Regions from separate parts of the Homo sapiens genome. Here region 1 is linked to region 2. The links are chromatin contacts, found by Hi-C or POLR2A ChIA-PET in ENCODE. All regions are on one chromosome and are shown on one strand. The core of a region is the stretch at or near the end of the contact, and the rest is flanking DNA. Distances in the headings are between cores, read along the strand shown.

What was found. Hi-C counts contacts between places; a loop is a spot of excess contacts on that map. ChIA-PET counts read pairs that join two places held with the same protein, here RNA polymerase II (POLR2A). Pooled maps may share reads with other maps.
Region 1: a loop to region 2 is called in a map of CD8-positive, alpha-beta T cell, with 18 times the contacts of the local background. The contact joins the enhancer-like site here to the promoter of FANCD2 in region 2. A Hi-C loop is called at or near these places in 19 of 168 maps with a recorded cell type or tissue (CD4-positive, alpha-beta T cell, CD4-positive, alpha-beta memory T cell, CD8-positive, alpha-beta T cell and 16 more), 20 of 37 single-sample maps with no recorded cell type and 32 of 50 pooled maps. POLR2A ChIA-PET finds 5 or more read pairs at or near these places in 7 of 52 experiments (B cell, CD8-positive, alpha-beta memory T cell, HepG2 and 4 more).

The regions. Positions count from the first base shown.
Region 1 is chr3:10,223,113-10,227,243 of GRCh38, reverse strand. It overlaps IRAK2 (interleukin 1 receptor associated kinase 2), which reads right to left. Exons shown (of 13, transcript NM_001570.4): 10 at 811-873. Among named protein-coding and RNA genes, the nearest start is that of TATDN2, 23 kb to the left of the region's middle. RefSeq lists a silencer at 525-819 and enhancers at 933-982, 1,158-1,940. Within about 2 kb of position 1,828, at least 13 of the 41 ENCODE cell types and tissues checked have a DNase peak (open chromatin) inside an H3K27ac peak, as active enhancers do; they include CD4-positive, alpha-beta T cell, CD8-positive, alpha-beta T cell, GM12878 and 6 more, where a contact is called at or near this core.
Region 2 is chr3:10,023,881-10,028,296 of GRCh38, reverse strand. It overlaps FANCD2 (FA complementation group D2), which reads right to left and starts at 1,860. Exons shown (of 44, transcript NM_001018115.3): 1 at 1,824-1,860. It also overlaps the pseudogene CIDECP1. RefSeq lists enhancers at 1,127-1,761, 1,762-2,397, 3,033-3,669.

The sequences.
Region 1 (4,131 bases), core at 579-3,078, 200 kb before region 2:
ACTCCCAGCCTCAAGTGATCCGCCCGCCTTGGCCTCCTCCAAAGTGCTGGGATTAGAGGTGTGAGCCACCACACCCAGCCAGGTTGTTATATTTTTTAAATGACTGTGTATATCAGATCTTTGGCCTACAAAATGGAAATTGTTTTTATTATAGAAACTTGTTTAAAAGGGCTGAAATTAACTTTTATCAATTTGAGGAAAATCCCTAATGAATTGCCTGATATATAGAGAAGTGCTTTCTCTTTTATACAAGTGCTTTCTATAAACATTCCAAAATCTTTTTTTTTTTTTTTTTTTTGAGATGGAGTCTCGCTCTGTCACCCAGGCTGGAGTGCAGTGGCATAATCTTGGTTCACTGCAACCTCTGCCTCCCAGGTTCAAGTGATTCTCCTGCCTCAGCCTCCCGAGTAGCTGGGATTACAGGCACATGCGACCACACCTGGATAATGTTGGGGGTTTTTTGTAAGTTTTTTCTTTTCTTTTTTTTTAATAGAGACAGGGTTTCACCATGTTGGCCAGGCTGGTCTTGAACTCCTGGTCTCAAATGATCCACCCACATCAGTCTCCCAAAGGCTGTGATCACAGGCATGAGCCACCGCACCAAGCCCCAGATGCTATTATCATGAAAAAGCAATGGTTGGCTGGCAGGTGGGGATGGGAGGTTAAAGCTGCTTTGTGGGGATGCAAATGCAACCTTGTACCGGGCCTCATTTGCATGTGTAAAACTAGCTAGAATTGAGGTCGTTGCCCTCTCTACAGAGCTGTGAGGCCCAAATATACCTCCCAGCCAGATGTGACAAGTTCCCTTACCAGGTAAACCGGGCTTCGGTTGTTATCCATTGCAGGGATGCCCGTGAGGACCTCGGCCAACACCTGGAGAGAACAGAACGTGAGTTAGCATGGTTCAGACGCTCGTGCACACAGCCAGGCAGCAGATTCTGTCTTCTCTTCTCAGTTCTGAGCTCCAGGTGCAGCTCTGCCATTGCCAGCAGACACACCTGCCCAAAATCTGGAACATGGGAATATCACTAAACACCTCCTCCAATTAAAGATGCCACCAAGCTGCCAGTGGAAGGTTGTAATTAATTGATAGCCAGGCAGAGAAGATGGTTTTCAAAAATTCATGTGTGTGTGTGTTTATATGTATTACCATAAGATATATATAGGTATAGATAAATATAGATACACACACACGTATATATACACTATTTTTTAAAGATTGTTTCATTTAAAAATCCTTCAGCTGGCTGGGCACGGTGGATCATGCCTGTAATCCCAGCACTTTGGGAGGCTGAGGTGGGCGGATCACGTGGTCAGGAGATCGAGACCATCCTGGCTAACACAGCGAAACCCCGTCTCTACTAAAGATACAAAAAAATGAGCCAGGCGCGGTGGCGGGTGCCTGTAGTCCCAGGTGCTTGGGAGGCTGAGGCAGGAGAATGGCGTGAACCTGGGAGGTGGATCTTGCAGTGAACTGAGATCGCACCACTGCACTCCAGCCTGGGCGACAGAGCAAGACTCCGTCTCAAAAAAAAAAAAAAACACCAAAAAACCTTCAGCTATGGCAAGCAGGCATTGCTCTGTGAATCTCAGGGAAGGAAAGACTCTGCATGCAGGCAGGTATCTATTCTAGACAAATCTTGCAGCATCCATAGCATGTTTCACTCACAGGCCTTTACTAACATTATTTATTCATTAGCGCATCCACTCGCAGAAGGAGCACAACCCTGTATACGTGTAAGTCACCACAAAATTGGCAAACCATGATATATGTCTTCATAAACAGGAAACTGCTTTGAACAGGGTTTCTCAGTAGAGACAATGCTATGATGGCTAAGGGCTCTACAGTCAGGCCTGAGTTCAAATTCTGACTCTGTTCCTTATATGCTCAGGTGATCTTTAGGCAAGTAACTAAAACCTGAGCCTCAGTGTCCTCATCTGTTAAATGGGGACTAGCAGTTGTGAATATTAAAGGTGTGAAGACCCCACACTTAGTGTGGAACCTCTCTCCCACAGCATCTCTCAAAGCAAGTCAGAATAGGGTCACATTTATAGCCAAGAATCCCTCCAAGCCTGGAGGAAGGAAAGGATAAAGGTTTTAAACCACCCAGGATTAATAACAGACTGGCAGTGACCAGAAAAGGGCAGCAGAGGGCATCACTGCTGCAAGTGGGACAGGAGCCAATTGAAAAGGGACTCCTGACAGGTCCCTGCCAGGAAGGGACAGAACAAGGGGAAATGAATAAACAAAGACTTCCTGTGCCCCTTTCACAGAGCAGGCTCTGAGCCAAGTCCTTTATAGAGGTCACTGAGCACTCACCAAAAAACACTGAGCAATGCACTGTGATCCCCACAGGAGGAATCAAAGTTCAAAAGCGTTATCAGTCAACCAGAGGCAGGGCTGAGCAAAAGGGTGGCAGGAGCCAGGAGGCATTCAATGAATGAATGGATGGATGGGTGGTAGATGGATGGATGGATGGATGGATGGATGGATGGATGGATGGATGGATGGATGGGTATGTGGGTGGGAGGGTGGGTGCATGGGTGGATGAATAGATGGATAGGTGGGAGGGTGAATGGATGGATGAGGAAGTCATCTGTGACGCTAACACACCAGTTAGAAGGTCAAGAGTAAACAGATATCAGAAGGAGGGTGTAAAGGTGGGAATAACAATAACCACAGTCATCATAATATTCTTGGTAGGTGCAGGGTGCAGGGTGCCATGCTCACCTGCTTATATACATTATCCCATTCATCTCCATGTGTATCGTTAGCCCCATCTTACAGAAGGCTTAACTGAGGCCCAGAGACAGAAGTGCTAGGTGTAAGTCACACAGCTGAAAGTAACTGAGCCGGGCCTAGGGGTTCTATCCCCCTGGTTCTTTTTTTTCTTTTTTTTTTTTTTTGAGACAGAATCTTGCTCTGTTGCCCAGGCTGGAGTGCAATGGCGCGATCTCGGCTTACTGCAACCTCTGCCTCCCAGGTTCAAGTGATTCTCCTGACTCAGCCTCCCAGGTAGCTGCGATTACAGGCACATGCCACCACACTCAGCTAATTTTTGTATTTTTAGTAGAGCCGGGGTTTCACCATGTTGGCCAGGTTGGTCTTGAACTCCTGACCTCAGGTGATCTGCCCACATCGGCCTCCCAAAGTACTGAGATTTTAGGCATGTGCCACCACTCCCTGCCCATCCCCCTGGTTCTTAAAGGAGAAGGAGCCTGGACTAGCCCTGCTGAGCTTCACTGAACAACTTGCAGTGGGGCTGAGGGAGGCAGAGGAACCAGCTGGGAGACACGGAGGTGCAGAATCTGGGGTTCTGGCTGAGGGCAGAGGTGACTCAGGGCCACGGTTCTGGTAGCAGAGGTAGACAGACAGGAGACTGTGGTCAGAGAGAGGAAGTACAGAGTTCAAGGCTAGAGAAGAAAAGAGGGTGAGGCCCAAGGGGCAGCTGTATGCACTTGGCTGAAGCCAACCTGACTGTTACTCTTCTCAGCCAGCATTTCCCAGACTGGGTTCCATGGAACACTGACAAGGACAGATATTCTGAGAACACAAGGTTCCATAGTCAAATGAGCTTGGGAAACACTGCATACCCCTCTCTGGTGAATTCACAAGTACCAGATTAAAGGCTCACTACCATTCAACCAGCTTGAATTAATCTTGTGGTAAAGAAACCTGCTTGACTTTGCCTAATGCAATATTTCCAAGCCTGTCAGGGCACAAACCCTTTTAACACATCAATCCTAGAGGTCCGAAGGAACTGGAGTTCTACAGAAATATACTTTGGAGACTGCTACATGCAGACCATGAGCTCCTGAGGGGAGGGACTGTGTTTTTGTTACATTCATATTCCTAGTGCCTGGCACGACATAATGGCAGACAAGGATGGTGGTGGTGGTAGGGTGGGATGCTGGGTGGGTCAGTGGTCGCTGAATGGATGGGCAGCTAAAGGGTAGATGGATGATCGGACAGCGATGAACAAATAAGGACAAATAGACAACTGGATGGACAAGTGGATGGCTGGATGGGAATTACGGAAGTCAGGAGAGGATATCTGGAGCCTACTAGAACCTGGACACTCATGAGTGGTTTTCCTTCAAGGGCTGGCAAATTTCTTCTGTAACACGCCA
Region 2 (4,416 bases), core at 611-3,110:
GGGACTGTGCTAGGTGCTGGGGTTACAACTGTGAACTAGACAGACATGATCCCTGTCCTCAGGGAATTTACAGTATGGTAACAAATAGCCTTAATGTACTGAACTACAGTTATGTAAGTGCTATAAAAGTACAGGTTCTATGAGGGCTTACTAGGAAATTTAGTCTAGTTGCTAGTAAGGGTGGTAAAGAGAAGCAAGGACCATTTCTTAGGGACAATCTCCTTGAATTTTTTTTTTTTTTTTTTTAGTAGAGACAGGGTTTCACCATGTCGGCTAGGCTGGTCTCAAACTCCTGACCTCAAGTGATCCACCCACCTCGGCCTCCCAAAGTGCTGGGATTACAGGTGTGAGCCGCCCGGCCTAAAGAAGTGATTTTTTTTTTTTTTTTTTTTGAGACGGAGTCTCACTCTGTCACCCAGGCTGGAGTGCAGTGGTGCAGCCTCGGCTCACTGCAAGCTCCACCTCCCGGGTTCACACCATTCTCCTGCCTCAGCTTCCCAAGTAGCTGGGACTACAGGCGCCCGCCACCACGCCCGGCTAATTTTTTGTATTTTTAGTAGAGACGGGGTTTCACCGTGTTACCCAGGATAGTCTTGATCTCATAACCTCATAATCCGCCCGCCTCGGACTCCCAAAGTGCTGGGATTACAGGCGTGAGCCAACCGCGCCCGGCCTGAAGAAGTGATTTTTAGGCAGGGACTTGAGGGCTGAAACAGCAGTTAGCCAGTAGAAGGGGTAGGAGAAGAGGAGTCCAGGCAAATAGATACTCATACTGAAACAAGGAGATGTGGAGTTAGAAATCAGACAGCAGAGGTGGGGGAAGTGCCTGAATCACATGACCTTTTAATCTTGTAAATCAGAACCTTCGTGGTCTCAGTGCCTTTGCACAAAGGTGTTCTTTTCATCTGAAGTGCTCTTATTTGCCTGGAAATTCCTACTCAGATCTAAACATTCAATCGAATGTCATCTTCCTTGAAAAGTGTTCCTCCTATCCCTAAGGGAGTTTGCTACTGCAGCTTCCCTGCTCCACAGGGTATACCTAGGGGCCCTTACCTCACACTAGACTGGGGCTCTTTGAGAGCAGGAACCCAGTCTCACTTACTCAATGTCCCTAATGCCCAGCATAGTTACCGGCATAAGGAAAATTTCTGAGAATATTCAGAGTGAAAAAAGCTCGCAGTGCAGGGGAAATGCTAAAAGCTAACAAGAACTGTTTCAAGTGCTTTATATTTAATAATTCATTTATTTCCCACAAAACTTTTTGAGGTGGGTACCATTATTCTCATCATCACGGGCAGAACTGGGATTCTAACTCGGAGTCTGGCTTCAGCACCTGCGCTCTTCACCACCTATACTTACTCTTGATGATTATAATGACTTCTAATAATGGTTAACATTTACGAGGTACCGGGCCCTGTGCTAAACTTTTTATTTATCGCCGCTTCGGTTAATACGGATAACCATTATCAGCCATCTTGCAGATGGAAAAACTAAGTCTTGTCAGCACGTCCGGCTTCCAGGCACCCGCCTTTAACACGTGCGATACCATCTGGCTTCCAGAAAAGCCCAACAGAAGTGAGATGAGGCCGACTGCCTGGATTAGTTCATCGGGAAGCGGGTGAGGGTAAAAGCCTTTCTCGTTTCCGCATTTTAATGACGCAGAAAGGTACCTGTGGGGATTATCCCATCTCAGGGCAGATGAGGAAGCCAAGGTTCGGGGCGCGGAGCCCCAGAGGAGAACGCCGACCGCGGCCCGGACTTAGAGATTAGGCCGCAGGGGAGCGGGGCCTCGAGAGACTACGACCATTGCTCCACTTACTCACCGAGAAGCCGTCGCCGCCCGTAGTTTTCGACTTTCCCGCCAGGCCCGACGCCGCTCTGACGCCACCGAGGCGCGCCATGACGTGACGCCAACTTCCGCGCCGGAAGTGGAAGGCCGGGCAGCCCAGCTGAAGGCAATAAGCTGGGCTCACCGCTGCAGCAGAGTTCTGTGCTAGCCGGGCATAGGGGCGAGAGAAGGCCCAGAGGCGACGTCAGAGAGAAGCAACTGCGCCCCGGTGAAGAGAAGCTCGCCCATCACCGGCTGGGAGCCAGCTTTCAGTGAAGATGGCAGGGCCAGAACTGTTGCTTGACTCCAACATCTGCCTCTGGGTGGTCCTACCCATCGTTATCACTCTTCGTAGACATGATCCGCCACTACGTGTCCATCCTGCTGGAGAGCGACAAGAAGCTCACCCAGGAACAAGTATCTGACAGGTCAGCGCCCTCCCTTCCCCAGCCTACCTCACACCGCCGTGACCTTGGACAAGAAAGTGCAGGCGTTGTGTCAGTTTGCCTAGGTTCACGTCTCGCCCCCACTGGCAAGGTGACCTTACCCGTTACCTCTGTGTTTCACTTTTGTCCTCTGTGAAATGGGGATAATAACAGTACCTCCCTCATAGACAGGTGGGAATCAAATTAGATGATGTCTGTAAATCCCTTAGCACAGGATCTAGGACGTATTGAGTGTTAAAAACAAAAAACAAAAACGGTGCTGTTAATCCTTTAGGTTAGTCGCCAACCCTCGGTGGGTTTACCTATGAACTATCCCATCCCACCCTTTCGTTGGGAAGAGTGCCTGGTGCTTTATAGCTTTTAGTATTTGTAACATCCAGTCAAGTGAGTGTGATAATCTGCATTCTACCAAATTACTGTTCCAATGGTTAGCTGAGATGCTAAGCACCAAAGCGCTTTGCAATCTGTAACACTGCTGTTAGACATGTAAGGAATTGTAATTATCATTTCCCTTCCTAGGGTGGAGGCAACTTCCTCACATACTTCATTGCAGTATTTATTTATTTATTTAATTTAACTTAATTTAATTTTTGAGACGGAGTTTCGCTCTTGTTGCACTAGATTAAGTATCTATTATTTTTCCGTTTGCATATTTTATCACTTGAACAGAAACTCTGAGCGCAGGGTCATGACCTTGCCTTACTCTATACCCCATAGCATGCAGCAGAGTGCAAGGCACATGGTAGGCCATCAAAAAACTTGTTCACAGCCAGGCGTGGTGGCTCTCACCTGTAATCTCAATACTTTGGGAGGCTGAGGTGGGAGGATCGCTTGAGCCCTGGAGTTCAAGACCAGCCTGGGCAACACAATGAGACCACTGTCTCTACAAAAAAATTTAAACATTAGCCAGGTGCAGTGGTGTGTGCCTGTAGTCCCAGCTACTCGGGAGGCTGAGGTGTGAGGATCACTTGAGCCCGGGAGTTCGAGGCTGAAGTGAGCCATGATCGCACCACTGCGATTGCAGCCTCAATCACTGCAGCCTCGACCTTTTTGGTCCAGCCTGGGTGACAAAGCAAGACCCTGTCTCCAGAAAAACAAACGAAAAAACACTTGTTCAGTCTACGATAATTCAAGACTTTTCCAGGCAGTGTAATCAAAAGAAATTCATCTAGCTCTCCTATATTTACGCTGCTGAATAGTTTTGTAGAAATGGAGTTGAATATCATGACCCTGAGGTATTTTAAGACCCTAAATAAGCAATCTTAAATTATCCTGTATTTTCTAAACACTCAATATCTGTGTTATCTGAAGTTTGCAAATTCCGCAAGAAATTTTTAATTTTGTATTTTTATTTTTGTGAATATCTAAAAATAAGTCCTTGTACTGTTATAAAGATAAAGCTTTGTAATTTGTAACTGAAAGACATCTATTTATTTTTGGCAGAGACAGGGTCTCACTATGTTGCCCAGTTGGTCTCAAATTCCTGGGCTCAAGGGATCCTCCCATCTCAGCCTCCCAAAGTGCTGGGATTATAAGTGTGAGCCACTGTACCAGGCCTAAATGACATTGTCTTAGAATAAAACTTTAAACTCGGTACCTCTCAAACCAGAGTTCCATATTCTTAAGAATCTATGTCTTCTCCTTTCCAAAAAGTCAGTAGTATATTCTTCAAGTTCGAGAACCATTTTTTACACACATTCTATCCCCAAACCTAGTCTAATATATTTTATTCATGTATTTTTCAGCTTTGGTTTAATACCTGTCAGAATTTTTTTTTTTTTTTTTTTGAAACATTGTCTTGCTCTGTTGCCCAGGCTGAAGCTGGGGAATAAGGTCAGTGATGCTTCTGCCATCCCTATGGAGCCACAGAGCCAGTCTGGGAAGCCCCACTTCATAGCTCCTTGGCTGCCAGGGAAAGAACAAGTGGGCTGGACTCTATGAGGTGGAACTGGAGCCCAGGCCCTCTGTTGTGGAATCACTACCCAGAGACTTTATCAGGGTACCTCTTGGCTCCTGGCTTCAGGGTTCATAGTCTAGAAAAATATTGTCCAATAAAATATAATGTAAGTTACATTTACCTTTTAATTGTGGTATGGTTTCCTTCCTCTAAAAGTTTACAATTCAGGGTTTTTTAGTATATTC